Regions from separate parts of the Homo sapiens genome. Here region 1 is linked to region 2. Evidence: read pairs that join two places in POLR2A ChIA-PET (ENCODE). Cell type or tissue: A673. All regions are shown on one strand. Each heading gives the region's core, and the rest is flanking DNA. Links, peaks and the distances in the headings are about the cores only. Region 1 holds the start of FOXJ2 (forkhead box J2). Region 2 overlaps APOBEC1 (apolipoprotein B mRNA editing enzyme catalytic subunit 1).

Region 1 (10,848 bases), core at 1,818-9,817, 380 kb before region 2:
CCCGGGGTGCCCCAGAGGGTGGGGCTTTCGTACTCCCGGCTGTCCCTGAGCTGGCCTGGGCAGCACGGTCCGGGAGGCCGCGGCTCGAGACTCCGGTCCCTGCTACTGTGGCGGCAGCACCTCCTCTAGGGCCGTCCTGTCGGGTCCGCTCCCTTCGGCGCGTGGGGCTCCCCGCGCTGCCACCGCTCGGGCTCCGACCAGTCTGGGCTCCCGGGGAGCCAGAAGGCGGGCAGACAGTGTCAGGGCTCGGCGCGGGCTCGGGCTCGGCTCGGCTCCGCTGCAGGCCCCGGCTCCTCCCCGGCCTCCGCGCCGCGCTCCGCGCCCCTCCCCCTCCCCCGCCCGCCGGCCGCTGCCGCCACCGCCTCCCGGCGCGGGTTAAGGAGGAGCCGGGAGACGCCGAGCCGCGGGCAGCGCCGAGCCGCGAGCCTCGCTACCCGGTGTGCGCTCCGCCTGGAGAGCCACGGCCGCTCTCACGCCGGCGAGGGATCTCGCCGCCCTCGCCCACCTGCGGCCGCGTGGCTCCGGGAGTTCGCCGTCTACCCGGGATGACAACTCACTGCTCCCCGTCGGGAGAGTCCCTAGTGCGCACCGTATACCGTCAATTCCAGCTGACACCCCAACTCCGGCGTTTCATTCTGTTAAACTCCGTATACAGATGAACAGCCCCAGCTTTCTCAGGACTGTCTTTGATGGGCTTCTCTTTCCCTCGAGATAATTTATAAAGGATCATGAGCATTGAGGTGAAGATTGGGGTGAAGTTTATATGTTACCCTTATATCATCCTGGAATTCAGTAAATGCTCCTTGAATGAGTGGATACATGATAAATGAGCGTGTAACGGTGAAATAAACATCAGAAGATCTGGGTCCTGTTCCTTGTTTCAGCTTCCTAAACTTGTGCATGGCCCTTGTTCTCCGCAATCTTGCTCAGCGAAGAAGGGACCTTGATACTTGGCCTGCTTACCCTTTACAGCTGTCACATCCTGAAGTCATATTATTCTGCTGCAAATTCTCATATATTTCATACTCTGGCTTTTTTTTTTTTTTTTTTTTTTTTTTTGAGGTGTTGTTTCACTTATTGCCCAGGCTGGAGTGCAATGGCACGATCTGGGCCCACTGCAACCTACGCCTCCCGGGTTCAAGCGATTCTTCTGTCTCAGCCTCCCCAGCAGCTGGGATGCCTCAGCCTCCGGAGCAGCTGGGATTACAGGCGCGCGCCACCACGCCCGGCTAATTTTTGTATTTTTAGTAGAGATGGGGTTTCACCAAGTTGGCCAGGCTGGTCTCGAACTCCTGACCTCGTGATCCACCTTCCTCGGCCTCCCAAAGTGCTGGGATTACAGGTGTGAGCCACCGCGCCCGGCCCATACTCAGGCTTTTTAAACTTTTATCAAACTACCCTACTTTCTTTCCTTTCTTTCTTTATCTTTTTCTTCTTTTTAAATAGAGGCAGGGTCTCAGTATGCTGCCGAGGCTGGTCTTTAATTCCTGGGTTTAAACTATTCTCCCTTTTTATGCCTCCAAAGTGCTGGGATTACAGGCAGGAAACACGGCCCGGCCTACTCTCTACTTTATAGCACATAAGATAATAGGAGGCCAGGCGCAGTGGCTCACGCCCGTAATCCCAAAGCTTTGGGAGGCCGAGGCGGGGGGATCACTTGAAGTCAGGAATTGGAGACCAGCCTGGCCAACGTGGTGAAACCCCTGTCTCTACTAAAAATACAAAAATTAGCCCGGCGCGGTGGCGGACGCCTGTAGTGCCGGCTAAGGCAGGAGAATCGCTTGAACCCGGAAAGCGGTGGTTGCAGTGAGCCGAGACCGCGCCACTCCACTCCAGCCTGGGCGACAGAGCCAGGTTCCGTCTAAAAAAAAAAAAAAAAAAAAAGAATTAGCCAGGCGTGGTAGTGCGTGCCTGTAATCCCAGCTACCTGGGAGGCTGAGGCAGGAGAATCACTTGAAACTGGGAGACGGAGGTTGCAGTAAGCCCAGATCGTGCCGCTGCACTCCAGCCTGGGAGACAGTGAGACACCGTCTCAAAAAAAAAAAAAAAAAAAGATAATACGAATACAAAAATATTGCTTGCAAAATATTTGAATTGCCCCCAAAAGACTGCATACTTAAGTTGTATGTATATATTATATGAATAATTATATTTACAATATGCCAGGCATTGCACTGAGCATTCTGCATGTGTTGTCACATTGATGATTCTAGCGATTCCCTAAGACACTATTATTATACTTCTTTTACAGATGAGAAAATTGTGACTTACAGATACTATGTGTGAGTTCGCTTAATTAGTAAGTAGCAGAGTCAGGACTTAAATCCAAATGACTCCGATGCCCAGCTCTTGACTTCTATACCATTGTCCGGAGCGATCAGAATTTAAAGTCATCCTCAAAATTAAAGGCAGTAAACCAAAACAAGCCTGTTCTTCCTGCTCACACTTCCTATATTCAGGTTTAAAGATGTATTTTTCCTCTCTTTGAGGCATTAAATAATTCTCCCACACGCAGATAATTTGGCGGCAAATCTTTCTTGCTATGTATTAGATGTTTTGTTATGTTTCAACCGTTTTTGACATTTCCTGTGTATGGAAATTGGAGGGCTTGAGTGACAGGCAGTTGTACTAAAAATGGAAACATGAGGGAAGGATTAGAATCTTCCTGGCAATTTGGAAAAATAAAAAGCTCAAGAAATTATTTGGTTTTTACAAGACATTTGCTGCAGTATTTTTTGTAACTGGAAAATTAGAAAAGACCTAAATATCCAAAATAGGGTAATTTTAAATATATTATGGCACATCTGTACAACAGAGTACTATTTAGCATTTGCAAGAATAATTGTATTTATCTCTGAAAGGTAGAGTGAGTGGAGTTGTTTTATTTTTATAATGTTCTTTATCATTTAGATATTTTGCAGTAGGCATACATTATTTTAAAGAACCATTGTTTTATATATCTGACTTATTTGAGTGAGAAAATAATATTTTAAAATTTGTATAATGCAATCATATAGTTGCTTTTTAAAATATATATATGTTCATGCATATATTTGTGTGCATACCAATAGACACATAGAAGATGGATACACACCAAAGATGTGAGTTTATGGATTATTTTAATTTACTTCATTTTTTAATGTATCTATAATTAGTGTTTGTGTAGATTTGCTTATGTAATTTTTAAAATTAAAAGAAACTGACAAGGCTGGTTTGGTATGGTTTTGCCCTAAGATTGGGGGGAAGCACTTACATTCATTCTCACTTTACTTTCTATTAAGGCGGGTAATACGGAGAAGGATTTTTTAAGTCACTGAAACATACAGAAATTAAAATGTAAGGATCCACTCTTCTTTGTAATAAAACATGTTATATAATTATTCATGAGTGTTAATTTACCTTGAGCAAAACTATTCTTTATAAAATTGGAGACTAATATGCTACAACGCACGTTTTGGAAGCACTTATTAGAGACTGTGTATTACGTGAAACAAAAATAGTGGTTCTCAACTGTGAGTCCTAATAATTGTGAGAATTTAGGTAAGTCATTTAACTGCTTTGTGACTCAGTTTCCTCATCAGTAAAATGGGGATAATAATAGTACCTATTTCATAATGTTGTGAAGGGATTATGTGCCTTTATACATGTAATATATTTAGTTAAATGCCTGAAGGAGGAAGGACCTAGAGACTGAGAGGCTTATCAACCAAATGCAATATATGTGGACCAAGAGACATGTCCATCAAATACAATATGTAGACCTTTTGAGGGATCCTGATTAAAACAAAGCAACTGGAAAAAATATTATGAGACAACTGGTAAAATTCCAATACTGAGGGCGATATCAAACAATTATTGTATACTTTAGGTGCTAATGGAATTACCATTTTATGAATATTTATGAATACTAAAGTATTTAGACATGAAATGCCTGAAATTTGCTTCAAAATAATCAAGTAATGGGGGAGAGGAGTACAGATGATAGATGAAAGATTGAACGAATGTTGCTTTTTACAACAGTTTTTTTAAAATGCTATTCTCTGGGCCAGACGTGGTGGCTCATGCCTGTAATCCCAGCACTTTGGGAGGCCAAGGCAGGTGGATCACCTGAGGTCAGGAGTTCAAGACCACCCTGACCAACATGGAGAAACCCCGTCTCTACAAAAATATGAAAATTAGTTGGGCATGATAGCAGGTGCCTGCAATCCCAGCTACTCGGGAGGCTGAGGCAGGAGAATTGCTTGAACCCGGGAGGCGGAGGTTGCAGTGAGCTGAGATCGTGCCATTGCACTCCAGCCTGAGTGACAGAATGAGACTGTCTCAAAAAAAAAAAAATCTTATTTTCTCTACTTTTGTGTGTGTTTGAATTATTACAAGATAAACAATTTTTTAAAAAGTACTGTTTAGCCGAGCGTGGTGGTTCACACCTGTAATCCCAACACTGGGAGTCTGAGGCGGGCGGATCACGAGGTCAGGAGTTCGAGACTAGCCTGGCCAATATGGTGATACCCCTGTCTTCACTAAAAATGCAAAAATTAGTCGGGTGTGGCGGCACGCACCTGTAGCTCCAGCTACTCGGGTGGCTGAGGAAGAAGAATCGCTTGAGCCTGGGAGGCAGAGGTTGCAGTAAGCCAAGATCGCGCTACTGCACTCCAGCCTGGGCGACAGATCGGAGACTCCATCTCAAAAAATAAAAATTAAATTTAAAGTACTGTTTAAAAATGCTGGAACATAGCTAGGACTATGTTTACTATTATTATATGCTTTGTATGTGTAATACTACCTAATGTCTGTTTACACCTTTCAGATTACAATGTTTTCATTTACACTAGGTCTTTTAGGATTGACACTAAACCTACGAGGTGGGGAAATGTTATTCCCATTTACAAATGAGACAACTGAACCACAGCCAAGACCGCATCTCCACTCTTCCAGATTCCTGGGGACCTGTGATCAACGGAGTAGGGGGTAGCCTGCCGCCACTAGACACAGAGTTCTGACCTCTTTTAATGACTCTAGTCAGGTCTATTAGAGAGAAACTAAACCAACATAGAAACGATTCATTTAGTAATATTTATCAGACAAAATATGAGCTTACATTTGCACCATCAGAAAAATTCTAACTGCTACTTTAAAAGATAATGGGGTCACCATTGACTCTATGGGAATTGAAAAAATAAAAAGTAATGGGGGGAATAGAACGCAAGATATTAAATCATAAAGGTGAAGTTATCTGTATAGTTTGTATTTCCTTTACATAACTGTTTATTATTTACAGTTTTCTACGTTAACTTTCCTTTTTTTTTTTTTTTTTTTTTTGAGACGGAGTTTTCGCTCTTGTCGCCCAGGCTGGAGTGCGGTGGCACGATCTCGACTCACTGCAAGCTCCGCCTCCCGGGTTCACGCCATTCTCCTGCCTCAGCCTCCCGAGTAGCTGGGACTACAGGCGCCTGCCACCACGCCCGGCTAATTTTTTGTATTTTTAGTAGAGACGGGTTTTCACCGTGTTAGCCAGGGTGGTCTCGATCTCCTGACCTCGTGATCCGCCCGTCTTGGCCTCCCAAAGTGCTGGGATTACAGGCGTGAGCCACCGCGCCCAGCTTTTCTACGTTATTTTTCTATCCTCTTCCCAGCCTGTTTGATTTCCACTCCCCTAAAAATTAGACTGGAGCCAGGGAACAAGAGATGAAAAACTGGGAGGCGAGGTTGGGAAGCAGGGGCCGGCACATCCCAGCGGTAGAGGCCCAGCAGCCCAACATTCCTGTTCCACCTTAAGAAGCTTTCGCCTCTGCCCAAGACGAGCAAGCACTCGGCTCCTCCCACCCCCGTGTCAGCTCCGGCCCGGGAACGTGGGCTAGGCAGGAAAGACGCACTGAATGGAAAGGTTGGCGCCAGAGGCAGCAGGTCTCTCCTGCCCCCTACTCCACCGGCGCGGGGAGGAGCGTGTGAAGCACGGGCCATTGGGGTTGGGTTCCTTTCTGGAGGACCTCAGGGATAAGGACACGTCCTACTGAAACTGGGGGCCGGGTACGTGGGCCATGGGGCCCATCTTGGGGTGGGGTCTTGGGGAGACAGAACTGGCACAGGAGATACACAGCACGCCGCGATCGTTAGCAAAAGTCGTAAGTTTCCCTCGTTCCGGACGCACCTCTTCAAATCATTTCCAAAAGAGGTGGCAAGTTTTCCATCCTCCGCCCCAATTCTTCATCTTCCTCTTAATTGGCTGGGGTTCGGGTAGGCCCGGCCCAAGATCGCTTGTTGATTGGCTGCGTTGGTAATCTATCACAGGATGACGCACGCGAGGGGTGGTATTTGGGGGAGGAAGTGAGGATTATTTTGGTACCTCCTACCCCAACTACTGATTGGCTGAGATTTGCAGTGATGTAAAACAAGACATAAAAATGTCCACTAAAGGGAAGGGTCTGTTTGCCATTCTCTCTGGGCCGGGGGGACTCTGTTAATGTAGAGAAGGACCAAACTGATTGAAACACGGAAATGAGTTTAGAAAGGAACTGAAGGAAAACGAGGGAAATCCGCGACACCTTCGTTGCCTTCAAACAAGGTCATTTCCTGCACGGGATCGATGGTTTCCTGTTTACTGCCTCCGAAGTCTGCGTGTACACTGGCTTTCTGGAATCTGCATGATAATTAAATTCTTATGAGCCTTTGGTCCCAGACTTCCCATTTGTTTACGTTACATAAGAGAATGAATGACACGGAGGAAAGGAAAAGGGTTTCACCCTGCCTTTAGACAAGGACAGGGAAAACTAAGTTTCTCTAATATTAGAAAGCTGAAGACTGACCCTGGATCACAGTATTCAAGCAGTTGGGTTAGAAACCATTCGTATAATAGTTGGAGAGAGTAGATGCAGGTGAAAAGAACTGTAAAGATTTCTCTGAATGAAGGGCATTAATCACATACAGAAGCCTTCCTCGTTAGAGAACTACATCTTTTTTTATTTTTTTTATTCATTTTTTTTCTTTAGACAGGGTCTCGGTCCATCACCCAGGCTGAAGCGTGATTTCGGCTCACTGCACTCTCCGGGATTCAAACGATTCTCCTGCCTCAGACTCCCGAGTAGCTGGGACTACAGGCGCCCGCCACCACGCCCAGCTAATGTTTTTTGTATTTTTAGTAGAGACGGGGTTTCACCATGTTGGCCAGGCTGGTCTCGAACTTCTGACCTCAAATGATCCGCCCACCGCAGCCTTCCAAAATGTTGGGATTACAGGCGTGAGCCACCGCGCCTTGCTGAGAACTACATCTTATCTCTGGTGCCCGGCAGTGTCGGATACATAGTAGGTAGTCAACTGATGATGTGAACCAAACCAGAGGGAGAAGACTTTTATAAAGTACACTGCTGGGCACGGTGGCTCACGCCTGTAATCCTAGCACTTTGAGAGGCCAAGGCGGGCGGATCACCTGAGGTCAGGATTTCGAGACCAGCCTGTCCAACATGGTGAAACCCAGTCTCTGCTAAAAAATGCAAAAATTAGCCGGAAATCGCTTAAACTAGGGAGGCGAGGTTGCGGTGAGCCGAGATGTTGCCACTGCATTCCAGCCTGGGCAACACAGCGAGACTCCGTCTCATAAATAAAAAAATAATGCTGGAAAAATCCTAAAAATGCGAGACTTGAAGTAGATCTGCTTCACAAACCTACCTGAGATGCTACTTCACAAACCTACCTGAGATGCTACTTCCATGAGAAAATGCTGTTTTCCTCCTAACACCTTGAGGCCTTTAAAATTTGAAAGCAGATTTCCCCTCAACCTACCTTCCTGGAAAAATTGAAAAGATAGGTGGGATTAGTGAAAAGATGTCCTCTACATTCAGTGAATGGAACATAAAGTGTTTATCCTACAATCTGAGGCAAGAGACTAGGAAGAAATTATTTGAGAGCTTGAGAGGTATCATCTATACTATGTTAGTTATGGAATCATTTGCTTCCTTAGCATGATGTACACTTTTTTTCTAGTCCGGAGTTTTTCTTTCCTTTTTTTTTTAAGACAGAGTCTTGCTCTGTCTGGAGTGCAGTGGCGTGATCTTGGCTCACTGCAACCTCTGCCTCCTGGCTTCAAGCGATTCTCCTGCCTCAGCCTCCCAAGTAGCTGGGACTACAGGTATGCCACCACACCCAACTAATTTTTTTGTATCTTTAGTAGAGGCGGGTGTTCACCATGTTGGCCAGGATAGTCTCGATCTCTTGACCTCGTGATCCACCCTCCTCGGCCTCCCAAAGTGCTGGGATAACAGGCATGAACCCCTGCACCCAGCCTAGTCCAGAGTTTTTCTTATACTTAGAGCTCAGCGATGCTTTAACATTGTCTAAAAACTGCTCTAAACTTGAGGACAAGAATTTCCCTTTCATATTATAACTATCCCTACCACAAGACTCTGCGGGGGCTATTGGTCAAGATTCTGCAACGGTATTTTCTGCTTATCAAAAGAGATCCTATCTTACGATTCTCTAGGGTCTTCTAGGTCAGGTGGTTTACAAAAGAGTATATACAATACTGGCTCTTTAGTATCATTGTGGCGATAGTTTAGGAACAAGGAAAGGAGCAGGAGGCAGCTATATTTGCAATAACAAAAATGCCATGGAAAAATTATTACTGGGCTGTAAATAATTCTGGCATAATAAAGTGTATATTACCTATGCCAAAAGAGAGGGGAGATGTTAATATTTTCAAGAATTGTGTTTGAGGGAAAAGTGCCCTTTGTTCCTAGTGATATTAAATAAATCATGAAAAACATACAAAAAATTATTTTTAGGCTAATAATTCATACACTTACAGCACTGTCACTTTCCCCCTGATGATGGGCAATAAGCAAAAGCAGAAATTTTTTTTAGCAAGGGGAACCTAGAGCCCAACACCAAGTCTGAAGAAGGAAAGAACTGGTATTGTCCTAACCATAGATCTAAGCCCTCCAATTTGTAAAGGGGTGGTACCTTGATTGGTAAGAACATGACATACTGAGTTACATAGAACCTGAGGCCTTAGAAAAATCCTCAATTCATGATTCCTCCTGAAGCCTGGCTGCCTGCCCTTCTTAAACAATAGTAATCATGAGTTTCTTTCATCCCTGGAAGCCCAAGAAACAAACACCAGGCCTCAAAAGACCAGGGATGAAAGCACTGGGTTGCATTGCCTTTGGCATTTATGGAAAGAAGAAAAAGAAGAAAAGGGCAGTGGGCTACTGCTCAATCAGGTATTAGATCTGTCAGGGCTGGCTGCAGTAACTAGAAACCACTTAAGTAGGAAAGGCTTTAATACTGGGGCTTAATGTGCTTACAAAATCGTTGGAAGTACTGGAGAAAGGGGGTTTCTGCTGTATATCAGAAATGGCTCCAAGAATGAGGCTGCTAAATTCACCCACCAGGAAAGCTTTAGAAAGATGAGAAATCAAGACTGTATTGCTGCAGCTGTTGAGTTCAGGAACACATGCCCCTGTACTGACATGAGTATGGAAAGAAAAAAAATTAAAAATAAAGAAAAAAAGGAGAACTTACTGCCCTAGTTGTGATCAAGGAATTGGGCAGCTACTGTTGCTAACACAGCCTCAGCACCTTTCAACAGCCATGAAACGCCGGGCACAGTGGCTCACACCTGTAATCCCAGCACTTTGGGAGGCCGAGGCAGGTGGATCACCTGAGGTCAGGAGTTCGAGACCAGCCTGGCCAACATGGTAAAACCCCATCTCCACTAAAAATACAAAAATTAGCCGGGTGTGGTGGCGGGCACCTGTAATCCCAGCTACTTGGGAGGCTGAGGCAGGAGAATCGCTTGAACCTGGGAGGCAGAGGTTACAGTGAGCTGAGATCGTGTCACTGCACTCCACACTCCAGCCTGGGTGACAAAGCGAGACTCCTTCTCAAAAACAAAAACAAACAAAAAAAAACAGCCGTGGAACTAGTGAATAGACATTGGAACACTGCTGCAGAAAAACCCAGCATTCCCATGACTCTGCTGACCAGCAGCAACAGCCAAAGCGGCCAGCAGCTGACCCCAGCCTGGCTTCCACTTTTCAAGTTTCTTATGTGTGCAAATTATTGATAGATCCACAATTTACAACTAGAATCCTAGTTGCGAAAAAATCTGGAAAGTATAGTTTTTGGTTTTCCAGTCTCTGCAGAGGAAGGTATATAAAGGAAATAGAACATGGGTCACCTATATCCACTACAAGAATATATGGATCTACATTTAAAAGATTTCCCTCCAGGGCGTGGTGGCTCATGTCTGTAGTCCTAGCTACTCAGAAGACTGAAGTGGGAGGATTGCTTGAGCCTGGGAGGTCGAGGCTGCAGTGGAGCTGTGTATGTTCCACTGCACTCCACCCTGGGTGACAAAGTGGACCCTATGTCAATAAATAAATAAGCCGGGCCAGGTGGCTTACAGTGGTGTGGTCCCAGCTACACAGGAGGCTGAGGTGGAAGGATCACTACTGCACTCCAGCCTGGGCAACAGAGCAAGGCCTTGGCTCAAAAAAAAAGAAAAAAAGAAAAAAAAACCCCACAGATTTTCTTAGTAACAAATAAAATGTAGAATGAAACAAAAGGATGTTGAACCAGAAGCAGCATAAGAATGAAGCAAAAGTCTGTTCTAAACTTTTTCATTTTATAAACCAGTGGGGAAATATGAGAGAGCACAGAACTTTTTATATTTTCAGGTAAAGACATTAATTACCAACTAAAGTCTACTATGCCCATCATTTTATAAAAGAATCAACATTTTAATATTAATTAAAACCTTCCACCAGAAAGACAGGAAGGTTATAGTCTCAGGGCTGGGTGCAGTGGCTCATGCCCATAATCCCAGCACTTTGGGAGGGTGAGGATTGCTTGAGC
Region 2 (10,848 bases), core at 1,150-9,149:
AGCTGGGACTACAGGCGCCCACCACCACGCCCGGCTAATTTTTTGTATTTTTAGTAGAGACGGGGTTTCACTGTGTTAGGCAGGATGGTCTCGATCTCCTGACCTGTGATCCACCCCCCTCGGCCTCCCAAAGTGCTGGGATTACAGGCGTGAGCCACCGCACCCAGCCAACAACTCTTTTCTCTAGTCTTGCCTCTCAGCCATCTTTAAATGAACTGCTTTATTCTTTTTAGGGGGTCTAATGTCCAGCAGCAACTAGACTAGAGACTACAGGCTTTCTATACGGGAAGCTAGGTTGGGGATCTTCTTAAGTAATTTACCATTGTGCTTGTTGAATGAGCCAAGATTTGTGTTTCCTTAGAGTATTATCACTGCTGGAGGAATTTTGTCAACTACCCACCTGGGGATGAAGCTCACTGGCCACAATACCCACCTCTGTGGATGATGTTGTACGCACTGGAGCTGCACTGCATAATTCTAGTAAGTCACTTTAGGGACACAAATGTTGATGCAAAAAGAAGCATCCTTCTTCAAAGGTCTTTCCTGAGAAAATTTGACTCATATCTTCTTTTTGACATTTATATTGAGATTTAGTTATTTAACTAGCTAGCTCCTCTTAAGAAAATCTCAGAGCCAGGTATGGTGGTGCACACTTGTAGTCCCAGCTACGCAGGAAGCTTGAGTCTAGGCGTTGCAAGCTGCAGTGAGCTATGATCACGCCAATATGCTCCAGCCTGCGTGGTATAACAAGATCCTGTTTCTAAAACACAGCTGGGTACAGTGGCTCATGCCTGTAATCCAAGCACTTTGGAAGGCCAAGATGGGAGGATTGCTTGAGACCAGGAGTCTGAGACCAGCCTGGCCAACATAATGAGACCCCCTCTCTATAAAAAAGAAAATTATGTATCAAACAAAGTAAACAAACAAGCAAACAAACAACATCTAAGCCTAAGAACAAGAAGTGTGTTTGTGGGAGGTAAGTGGAGAAGGGAATTTGGGTAAACCGATCTAAGATATGGGTGGTCCCCATATTAATTACATTTTATCATTTTTATTCTTATTTTATTATCATTATCTTTTAAGCCACAGGGTCTCGCTGTGTTGCCTAGGCTGGGGTGTAGCGGCTATTCACAGGCACCATCACAGCAACCCACAGCCTCAAACTCCGAATTCCTAGCCTCAAGCAATCCTCTGACCTCAGCCTTCTGGGTAGCTAGAACTACAGGCGTGTGTCATCATGTCTGGCTTTATCATTATTATTGTTCTTGTTACTACAACACATATTGGCTCTACTGTATTTCAGATATTCTCCTTTCTCTTATTAGTGTGTGTAATCTTATTGAAGAGAATGTACGTGTTCCATTGGATTCTCTTGAAAGTGGTTCAGGCTGGGTGCAGTGGCTCATGCTTGTAATCCTAGCACTTTGGGAGGCAGAGGGGAGTGGATGGCTTGAGCCCAGAAGTTGGAGACCAGCCTGGGCAACATGGCGAAACCACATCTCAACAAAAACACAAAAAAATTAGCTGGGTGTGGTGGTGCGTGCCTGTAGTCCCAGCTACTTGGGAGGCTGAGGTGGGAGAATTGTTTGAGCCTAGGAGGTTGAGGCTGCAGTGAGCTGTGATTGCACCACTGCGCTCCAGCCTGGGTGAATGCAGTGAGTCCAGAACCAGACCCTGTCTGGGAAAAAAAAAAAAGAAGAAATAGTTAAATCGTCTTCCAACTGACATTTTTAAATGTTTGTGGTGATAATATTATTAATTAAAATATTCATCCTAAGGATTAAATATAATCCTTTTTTATTCCAGAGTCTTCCACCCTGTTTAAAGATTTCAAGAAGATGGCAAAATCATCTTACATTTTTCAGACTTCATCTTCAAAACTGCCATTACCAAACGATTCCGCCACACATCCTTTTAGCTACAGGGCTGATACATCCTTCTGTGGCTTGGAGATGAATAGGATGATTCCGTGTGTGTACTGATTCAAGAACAAGCAATGATGACCCACTAAAGAGTGAATGCCATTTAGAATCTAGAAATGTTCACAAGGTACCCCAAAACTCTGTAGCTTAAACCAACAATAAATATGTATTACCTCTGGCAGTTTCTGTGGGTAAGGAATTTAGAAGCAGCTTATCTGTGTGTTCCTGTCTCAGGTCCCCCACGAGGTTGTAGTCAAGATGGCAGCCAGCGCTGCAATCATTTGAGGGCTTGACTGAGGCTGGAGAATGTGCTTCCCAGGTGGCAGGCTCAGATGGCTGGCAAGTTTGTGCTAGTGGCTGGTAGAAGGTTTCAGTTTCTTGCCACACAGGCCTCTCCACAGGGTTGCTTAAATAACCTCAGGACATGGCAGTTGGCTTCCTACAGATTAATTTACCTTTTGAAAAATTTCCTGTAGAGATGGAGTTTTGCTGTGTTGCCCAGGCTGGTCTCAAAGTCCTGGACTCAAGTGATCCACCAGCCTCGGCCTACCAAAGTGCTGGGATTACCGGTGTGAGCCACCATACCTGGCCCAGAGCGAGTGATCGAAGAGAGACCAAGGTGGAAATTTCCACGACTTTGATGACTTCATCTTGGAATCACACCCTATTTCTTTTGCAGTATTCTATTTGTTACACAGGCCAGCCATGACTCAGAGTAAGAGGGGACTCATACACAAGGATTTGAAACTCAGGACATGAAAATCACTGGAAGCCATCTTGGATTTTCCCTGTAGGGGCTTTCTCTGTTTTCAGACAAATAATTACATGGAATCAATTTCTGAAGACACAGATAGAGGGAAACAAAAGACAAAGTAGTAACATCTATTATTATTTGTTTCTTAATTAGAATATCATGAGATTCACAGGTGATTTATAGAGGACTGGATGACCAGATGCAGAGAGGAGCTACCATCTCCATGAGAGCTTCGGAGACCTGCAGAGACATTGCATGACTTGCCTGCGGAAGTTGTTTGATAGGAATTCTCATTGGTTTACAGAAATAATATTGGTTAGTGATTGGCTATACATGGTGTCCAGCACAGGGCATTTTGTGGCTGCTTAGTGTCAGTCTAGAGCCCATGTTGCAAGGGGCTTTAAGAGGTAATTAGCTCAAGCAGAGAGTGAGATGTGATTGCTGTCACATTTTTTTTTTAAGTTTTTTTTTTTTTTTTTTTTTTTTTTTGAGACAGAGTCTCACTCTGTCGCCCACGCTGGAGTGCAGTGGCACAATGTCCGGCTCACTGCAAGCTCCGCCTCCCAGGTTCAGGCCATTCTCCTGCCTCAGTCTCCCGAGTAGCTGGGACTACAGGCGCCCGCCACCACGCCCGGCTAATTTTTTGTATTTTTAGTACAGACGGTGTTTCACCGTGTTAGCCAGGCTGGTCTCGATCTCCTGACCTCATGGTCCGCCCGCCTTGGCCTCCCAAAGTGCTGGGATTACAGGCGTGAGCCACTGCGTCCAGCCTGCTGTCACATTTTAAATATTCCTCTGGGCTTGATAATTTAAAGGAGCTCACATTCCTCAGATAAAATGTTCATTTTCTTTCTCAAACCTAAACATAATATTAACCACCGCTATATTATCATTTTTAGTAGGAGGATGAGAAGGGCTAAATCAGACACAATTACAAAAAACTCTTAGCCTACTCATCAATTACTCATATAAGCTGAGTAACAGCAATTCTAATTTATAACTCCTTTATAATAATATTAAATCTACTAATGAGGCTGGGCGCGGTGACTCATGCCTGTAATCCTAGCACTTTGGGAGGTCGAGGAGGGCAGATCACTTGAGGTCAGGAGTTCGAGACCAGCCTGGCCAACATGGTGAAACGCGGTCTCTACTAAAAATACAAAAATTAGCTGGGCGTGGTGGTGCACGCCCGTAATCCCAGCTACTCAGGAAGCTGAGGCAGGAGAATCGCTTGAACCTGGGAGGCGGAGGTTGCAGTGAGCCGAGATTGCACCATTGCACTCCAGCCTGTGGGACAAGAGTGAAACTCCATCTCAAAAAAAACCCCATAAATAAATAAATAAATAATAAATTTACGAATGAGAGGAGAGTGAAAAGTACCAGTTAGGCAGATAGCTAGGACATGTCCTTGGTAGAATTCCTTTCTAACAAAGAAACAGCTTGAAAGATCAAGCTGCAAGCACAGATCGGGGGCAAGGTCCACCATAAAAATGCCTTCTGTGTAACTAACTAAGGTCACAGTCTGAGCTGTCAAAGTGTCAGTCAAAATCTTGGGTTTATATGTATTTTGGAGTCTAGTAGTTGAGGTCAATTACTCACATGTGTGGTCTGATGAGGTGTGACATACTACTCTTGCAGGGAAGGGGAATTACAATCTATGTTCTTATCACAGCAATACATGTATCACTCAAGTAGCAAACTATGGAAGTAGAATCATTTTAAAGCTTTAAAACAGCACTTTTAGCAGGAAATTTAGCCCAGGGAGGAGCCTCTGTAGATCAAACCATTTTCTCATTACACTTAGCAGGTATTTCATCAATGTTAGGTGCTACTAATCTTATCACAACAATTATTAATATACAACCACAAATTATATCTCAATGTCAAAAATCATCATTTATTTGATCTGCATTAATTACAGCTGTGCTTTTGCTACTTTCTCTTCCAGTTTTAGCATTGATATTACTATACCTGTGCTATTCAAAAACATAACCTTAATACTGCTGTTTTATCCCACAAGGAGACTCAATTTTATATCAATGTTGTATTCTGATTCTTTCTCTTGCAGAAGTTTATGTTGTTATTTTACTCAGATGTAGAAGAGTTTCACATGTAACATATTCGGTTAATAGGAATAGTCTAAACCATGATATCTATTGGTTTCTTAAGATTCACTGTATAAGCCTGATACGGTTTGGATATTTGTTCCCTCCAAATGTCATGGTGAAATGTGATTCCCAATGTTGGAGGTGGATCCTAATGGCGATATGGCTCTGATGAATGAAGGAACACCAGGGTCTTTGGTCTCCTGCTGATTTAGATAAAACAACACGGAAACACCTTGAGTGGTTTTAAGGAGTAGAGAGTTTAATAGGCAGGAAAGAAGGAAGAAGCTCTCCTGTACAGAGACAGAGGGAGTGAGGCTCCAAGGGAGAAACCTCGTGTGTGGTACGGAAGTAGTTGGTTATATTAGGAAGCTGGAGGAGGAGGTGTCTGATTTGCATAGGGCCCAAGGGATTGGTTTGACCAGGTGTGTCATTCACGTAGACCACAAAAAACCCTGGCACTCCCACCTTAGCCCTTTAACATCCAAATGCAGGCCACCAAGATGTCCTGAGCATGTGTGAGTTATCTGGAGGTGGCTATGACACTTGGCACATGTGGTGACAATGAGAAGAGGGTGGGAATTGCCATGTTGGCCATGTTGGGTGGACCTAGTTTCTAATCACTGGCATTTGCATATCAAACTTGCCGGCCTGGTTTTTCAAGCTGCCTGTTAGAAAAGAAATGGTTTGGGGGTTGCTTCTCATGACAGGAAAATTTCCACTGAGAACTTTTACCCTTTCTAGTGGCCTAAAAATTATTTCCTAATAACTCCTGTATTATTCCCTGCCTCAAGAGAAGTAAACCTAACTGCTGTTAAGGGGTGTTGGATGACAATTCTTTCTGGCTACTTCCTGTTGAAAAGGCTCGTCACGTGAGGGACAGCAGTTGGTCCTCCTCCTGAGGTTGATCTAAGTGTTCTAGGAAGAATGGTGTGTCCATGGGTGGCTCTGCTCGCAGCGTTGTTTGGAGTTTGATTGCTTCTAGGTGAAAAGAGATAAATTTTACAAGAAGATTTAAAATATAGGGTTAGAGTATGAGTATTAAGATGACCACCATTAGAGGGAATTCTGTAGACCATAACTGAGTTTGAAATCTGTTAGTTACACCAAAGGGTTGCAATACCGGTTTTCGTCCACTAGATGCCGTTGTACATTACCAGAGACTTTATATAAAAGTAACATTTTCCTTGAGAAAAGCATACATTTTCCTTGAGAAAAGCATACATTTTCCCCTTGACTTCCCATTAGAGAATAATTTTTGGCATAGGCCATTTTTGTGAGTTGCAATATGATTGGGAGAAATATGATATTGGGTGGCTAAAATAACTTTAGCATTAATCTTGGCAATTCCTTTCCTTTAATTAGTAAATTCTTTTGTGACTTTCACAGACCCTCTTACAACATACTCAAACTCTCTGACTTGTCCTAAACATCCTTCCTGTAAACAACCAGTCATTTCCTTTTAGGACAAGAATTTACCATACACAATCCTTCCTTATATAAAATCTTTCTTTATAAACTTCTTTTAATAGTTTAGAATGCATCCTATTACCAACTTTCAGTAAAAAGTCATATCAAACTTAATGATAGTAAAACTTTTATACTTTCATGCTTGCTTTTTTTCTTTTTTTGATATGGAGTTTCGCTCTTGTTGTCCAAGCTGGAGCGCAATGGCACGATCTCAGCTCACCACAACCTCCTCCTCCCAGGTTCAAGCAATTCTCCTGCCTCAGCCTCCCGAGTAGCTGGGATTACAGGCATGCGCCACCACACCTGTCTAATTTTGTATTTTTTAGTAGAGATGGGGTTTCTTCATGTTGGTCAGGCTGGTCTCGAACTCCCGACCTCAGGTGATCCACCTGCCTCGGCCTCCCAAAGTGCTGAGATTACAGGCATGAGCCATCGCGCCCGGCCTTATGCTTGCTTCTTATCCATAACTATCACTCCTGCTATAAGCAAAATAACCTTGACTAAATCTTTCCTGCAATTATTAATCCTAAGATAAGGAAGATAATCAGGCAAAATATTATAACAATTAGAATTTTACAACCAAAATTCCGCATTGTGGGTGCCACGGTGTATAGTTCCATCGCAAATAGTGGTGTAACTATAACATTTCCCACAAGAGTGGCATAGTAAATAATTTTCGTTTAAGTCTTTACTTGCCTAGATATAACATTTCCCTTTGGGGATCTACAAAGTTACAAATGCAATCCCATGTATAATTAAATCTCGCTGCAAATATGCCTTAAAAGGAATTTTAATATTTGGTGGCAGATTTTGAGAGGAAAGGCAGAAATAATAAAAAGTACCCGATGAGGTAGGAGTAGCCCTCACTCAGTTACTTATCTTTTATGATTTTCAGTTTAAGATCTTCTATTTCTCCACATTGATATTCAGGACGTGCCTCTGGGCTGTCAGAGGTTGATCCCTCAGCTGTTCAGGCTTTGACTTGAATGTGGAAGTCAGGAGTTGATTCCTGTAACTTTTACTGCCAATGGTGTTGAAAGAAGAACAGTGTAGGGCCTTTCCCAGCTTGGCTTAGGGAAGGAGACAGAGATGAGGGTTTTCACTAACACCAAATTTCCTGGGTTAAATAAAGGTGGTTCTGTTTCCTGGGGTTGGACTTCTGTTAGTTGCGTTAATTCTTGTTGGAAGTGAGCTAGAGAGGTTACATGCTTAACCAATTTAGAGGTTTCCTGCCTGAAAACAATCTCTGAGCACACTGATAAGTTTTATCCTTTCCCAAGTGAAAAGCTTGGTGAAGGATTTTAAGGACATTGGCTGGAGGCTGGCAAATGGAGTTTGCCATCCTCTGACTGTAGCCTTTCTGAGGGCTGGGAACTACGTCCTCGAGAAGTGGCCTATTTTATTTCTGCAGGGAAATACTGAGGTTTAATTTTTCTTATGGAGCCTTCCTAGATTAGAAGGGGCTTAAGTGCCTTAACGGCTTGAGGCTTCCTTGCCTCTGACTTAACTGCCTGATCAGCTAACCTATTTCCTTTGGCTACCTCATTTGTTCCCTTTTGATGTTCCTTACAATGCATTCCTGCTATTTCTTGTGGAAGAAAAACTGAAGATAACCTGCTAATTTCCTGGTGATATTTTTATAGGGGATCTATTAATGGTAAGAAAATGTCTTTTCTTTCTTTCTTTCTTTTTGAGACGAAGTCTCGCTCCGTCGCCCAGGCTGGACTGCAGTGGCGCGATCTCGGCTCACTGCAACCTCCACCTCCCAGGTTCACGCCATTCTCGTGTCTCAGCCTCCCAGGTAGGTGGGACTACAGGCGCCTGCCACCACGCCTGGCTAATTTTTTGTATTTTTAGTAGAGACGGGGTTTCACCATGTTAGCCAGGATGGTCTTGATCCCCTGACCTCGTGATCCGCCCGTCTGGCCTCCCAAAGTGTTGGGATTACAGGCGTGAGCCACCGCCTGGCCGAAAATGTCTTTTCTTTCAAATGGCAGCATGAGCATGGAGAACCAAGAAAGCATACTTGGAGTTAGTATAAATGTTAGCTACCTTTCCCTTGCTTAATCCAAGTGTGCTTGTAAAAGCTGTTAGCTCAGCTAATTGAGCGCTTGTGCCTGGGGAGAGACGTTATTTAGAGTGACTACTGCTTATCCTGCCTTATGTACTTCTTGCTTTACTGGCGGTTTGTTGGCTAAGAGCTCCCCCTAGAGGACAGTAATCCTGCCACATTATGTGGGGTGTAAACAGTTAAATTATTTCCTAGGGTTAACTTGGAGGCTTTTCTGATTAGCGAGCTGTCATGATAATGGCTTGGAAGCACGTGTCAACTAAGGTTGAGAAAAATACTGGAGTAGAGTTTTTCCTGAGATGCCCCTTCTGGTTGTGCTATGGGAAGAGGGGAGGCCTGGATTAGAGAGGAGAAAAAAGAGAGACTGGCTGAGTGTTTAGAAAGAGGTCTACTTTCCTTCTTTTAATTTCCAGAATCACTCAGAGCTCCTGTGCTGTAATGGCAGTTTGAGCCGCTGGAGCTGGAGTTTGAGCCCCGGGATCCAGTTCTGCTGGATCATCAGTAAGACTGGTTCTGAACCCAGTGACCTCCACCTCTGGGGGCAGTTCCATCTCCTGTTGTCTCTGCCACAGGCTGGAGAGGGTTGAGGTGGCTTTGTCTTGCTGTATGGGCATTCTTTCTTAACATGCTCTGGCCTGCCACACTGATAGCAACTAGCAGATGCACCTCCGGGATCCTGGACTTTGCAAGCCTGCAAAGCTGCTGCTAGAGTCTCTGTCCTTCTGACCATTGTCTCTTTCTTTTGGGCCTCCTCCTGGTTCCTATTACAAAAGACCAAAGTGGCCACTTTCAGGAAGTTCTCTAAGGTGCTATCTGGTCCTATAGCTTGCTTGTGTAGTTTCCTTTTAATATTGGCAGCTGCCTGTCTAATAAACTTGTCCTTTAGGATGAGCTGTCCCTCGACTGAATCAGGGGATAAGGAGGGGTGTTCTGTTAGTGCCTCTCTCAGCCTTTCCATAAAGGCTACAAGATTCTCATCTGGCTGTTTATCATGGACAGTTTAGAGTAATTGAGAGGTTTGGCCCTGGTTTTCCGTAGGCCCTCTAATGCACACTTAAAAAAGAGCTTCCTTTTCATCTCCTGAGTTATTGGGGTCCCAATTAGGGTTGTCAAGGGAAACTGCTTTCCTCCCAATTGGGAATGGCATTTCTGCTATTTCTTCTCTTTCCTTATCTGCTTTCTTCCCTTTTGGTGTATTATAGGAGATATGTTGCTAATCTCTGAAATCAGAGCTGCCTGCTTTTCAGCTGCAGTGAGGGTCTGACTTAGGAGCAACATAACATCCTTCCATCTGAGGTGAAATACCTGAGTTAAATTTTGGAAAGCTTTTTTTTTGAGACGGAGTCTCACTCTATTGCTAGGCTGGAGTTCAGTGCCGTGATCTTGGCTCACTGCAACCTCCACATCCTGGGTGCAAGCGATTCTCCTGCCTCAGCCTCCCAAGTAGCTGAGATTACAGGCACATGCCACAACGCCCAACTAATTTTTGTATTTTTAGTAGAGACGGGGTTTCACCATGTTGACCAGGATGGTCTCAATCTCTTGACCTCGTGATCTGCCCGCCTCAGCCTCCCAAAGTGTTGGGATTACAGGCGTGAGCCACTGCGCCCAGCCTGGAAAGCTTTTATATACCTATCAGGGTTGTGAGAAAATTGGCTAAGTCTCCCTTTATTACAGGCCTAAGGGGCTGTAACGAGAAGGGAACTTGAAGGGGCCCCCAAAGAAGGGGGATCTTCAGATGGCTCCTCTGGAAGTTGCTTTTCTAATTTTGGGGAATTATTTTCAGTGAGCGTGCCTGATATGATTCCTAAAAGAGCTGGGTTGATCTTACACTGCTTGCAAAGTTTCAGTAAAAATACCATGCCCTTGTGCAAAATAAAATGAGTTGCTCTTCTCTTTAATGTCCTGAGGCTAAGAAAGTTTCAGTGTTTCAGAGTGCACGCCAGAGGGGCACAAACTGAAGATAATCTGTTACCCATCTAGAAAGAAAAGCAATAAAAGTGTCCTTTTAATCTACTTTGATTCCCTATGACCCCCGACGGAGAATAACACAGTGGAGTGTCCTGTTTTCCTTCCCTGGTTCCTGGGACCCTGTTAAATGTGCCACCCACGATTGTAAGCATGGTCCCCCAAGCCATGGGAGCGGATGAACTAAGTGATGGTGTGTCCGGAATGGGTGGGTTCTTGGTCTCACTGACTTCAAAAATGAAGCCGCAGACCCTCACGGTGAGTGTTACAGCTCTTAAGGTGGCGCGTCTGGAGTTTGTTCCTTTTGATGTGCAGGTGTGTTCAGTTTTTTCTTTCTGGTGGGTTCATGGTCTGGCGGGCTCAGGAGTAAAGCTGCAGACCTTTGCGGTCACTGTTACAGCTCTTAAGGCAGCGCGTCGGGAGTTGTTCGTTCCTCCCGGTAGGCTCGTGGTCTCGCAAGCTTTCGTGGTGAGTGCTGTAATTCACAAAAGTAGTATGGACCCCAAGAGCGAAAGAACAAAGCCCCACCAAGGCAGAGAGACACCCGAGCGGGTTACT

The links. ChIA-PET counts read pairs that join two places held together with the same protein. Peaks named below come from ENCODE experiments on the same cell type or tissue, not always from the same donor. Only the 100,000 strongest peaks of a DNase experiment are listed, where the experiment ranks them.
Region 1: POLR2A ChIA-PET joins it to region 2 with 15 read pairs; 2 of 35 experiments call an interaction of 5 or more read pairs at or near these places.

What each region holds. Positions count from the first base shown.
Region 1 is chr12:8,022,149-8,032,996 of GRCh38, reverse strand. FOXJ2 (forkhead box J2) reads right to left here and starts at 281. Exons shown (of 11, transcript NM_018416.3): 1 at 1-281. RefSeq lists silencers at 187-426, 447-596 and an enhancer at 5,992-6,181. In A673, for the core only: no CTCF peak of the experiment used is centred there; DNase peaks (open chromatin) are centred at 5,856 and 6,266; H3K4me3 peaks cover 1,924 bases; H3K27ac peaks cover 2,898 bases.
Region 2 is chr12:7,640,655-7,651,502 of GRCh38, reverse strand. It overlaps APOBEC1 (apolipoprotein B mRNA editing enzyme catalytic subunit 1), which reads left to right. Exons shown (of 5, transcript NM_001644.5): 4 at 362-480; 5 at 1,807-2,103. The coding sequence ends at 1,956. Among named protein-coding and RNA genes, the nearest start is that of APOBEC1, 20 kb to the left of the region's middle. In A673, for the core only: CTCF peaks have their summits at 5,910 (motif pointing right), 8,286 and 8,490 (motif pointing left); DNase peaks (open chromatin) are centred at 5,932 and 8,452.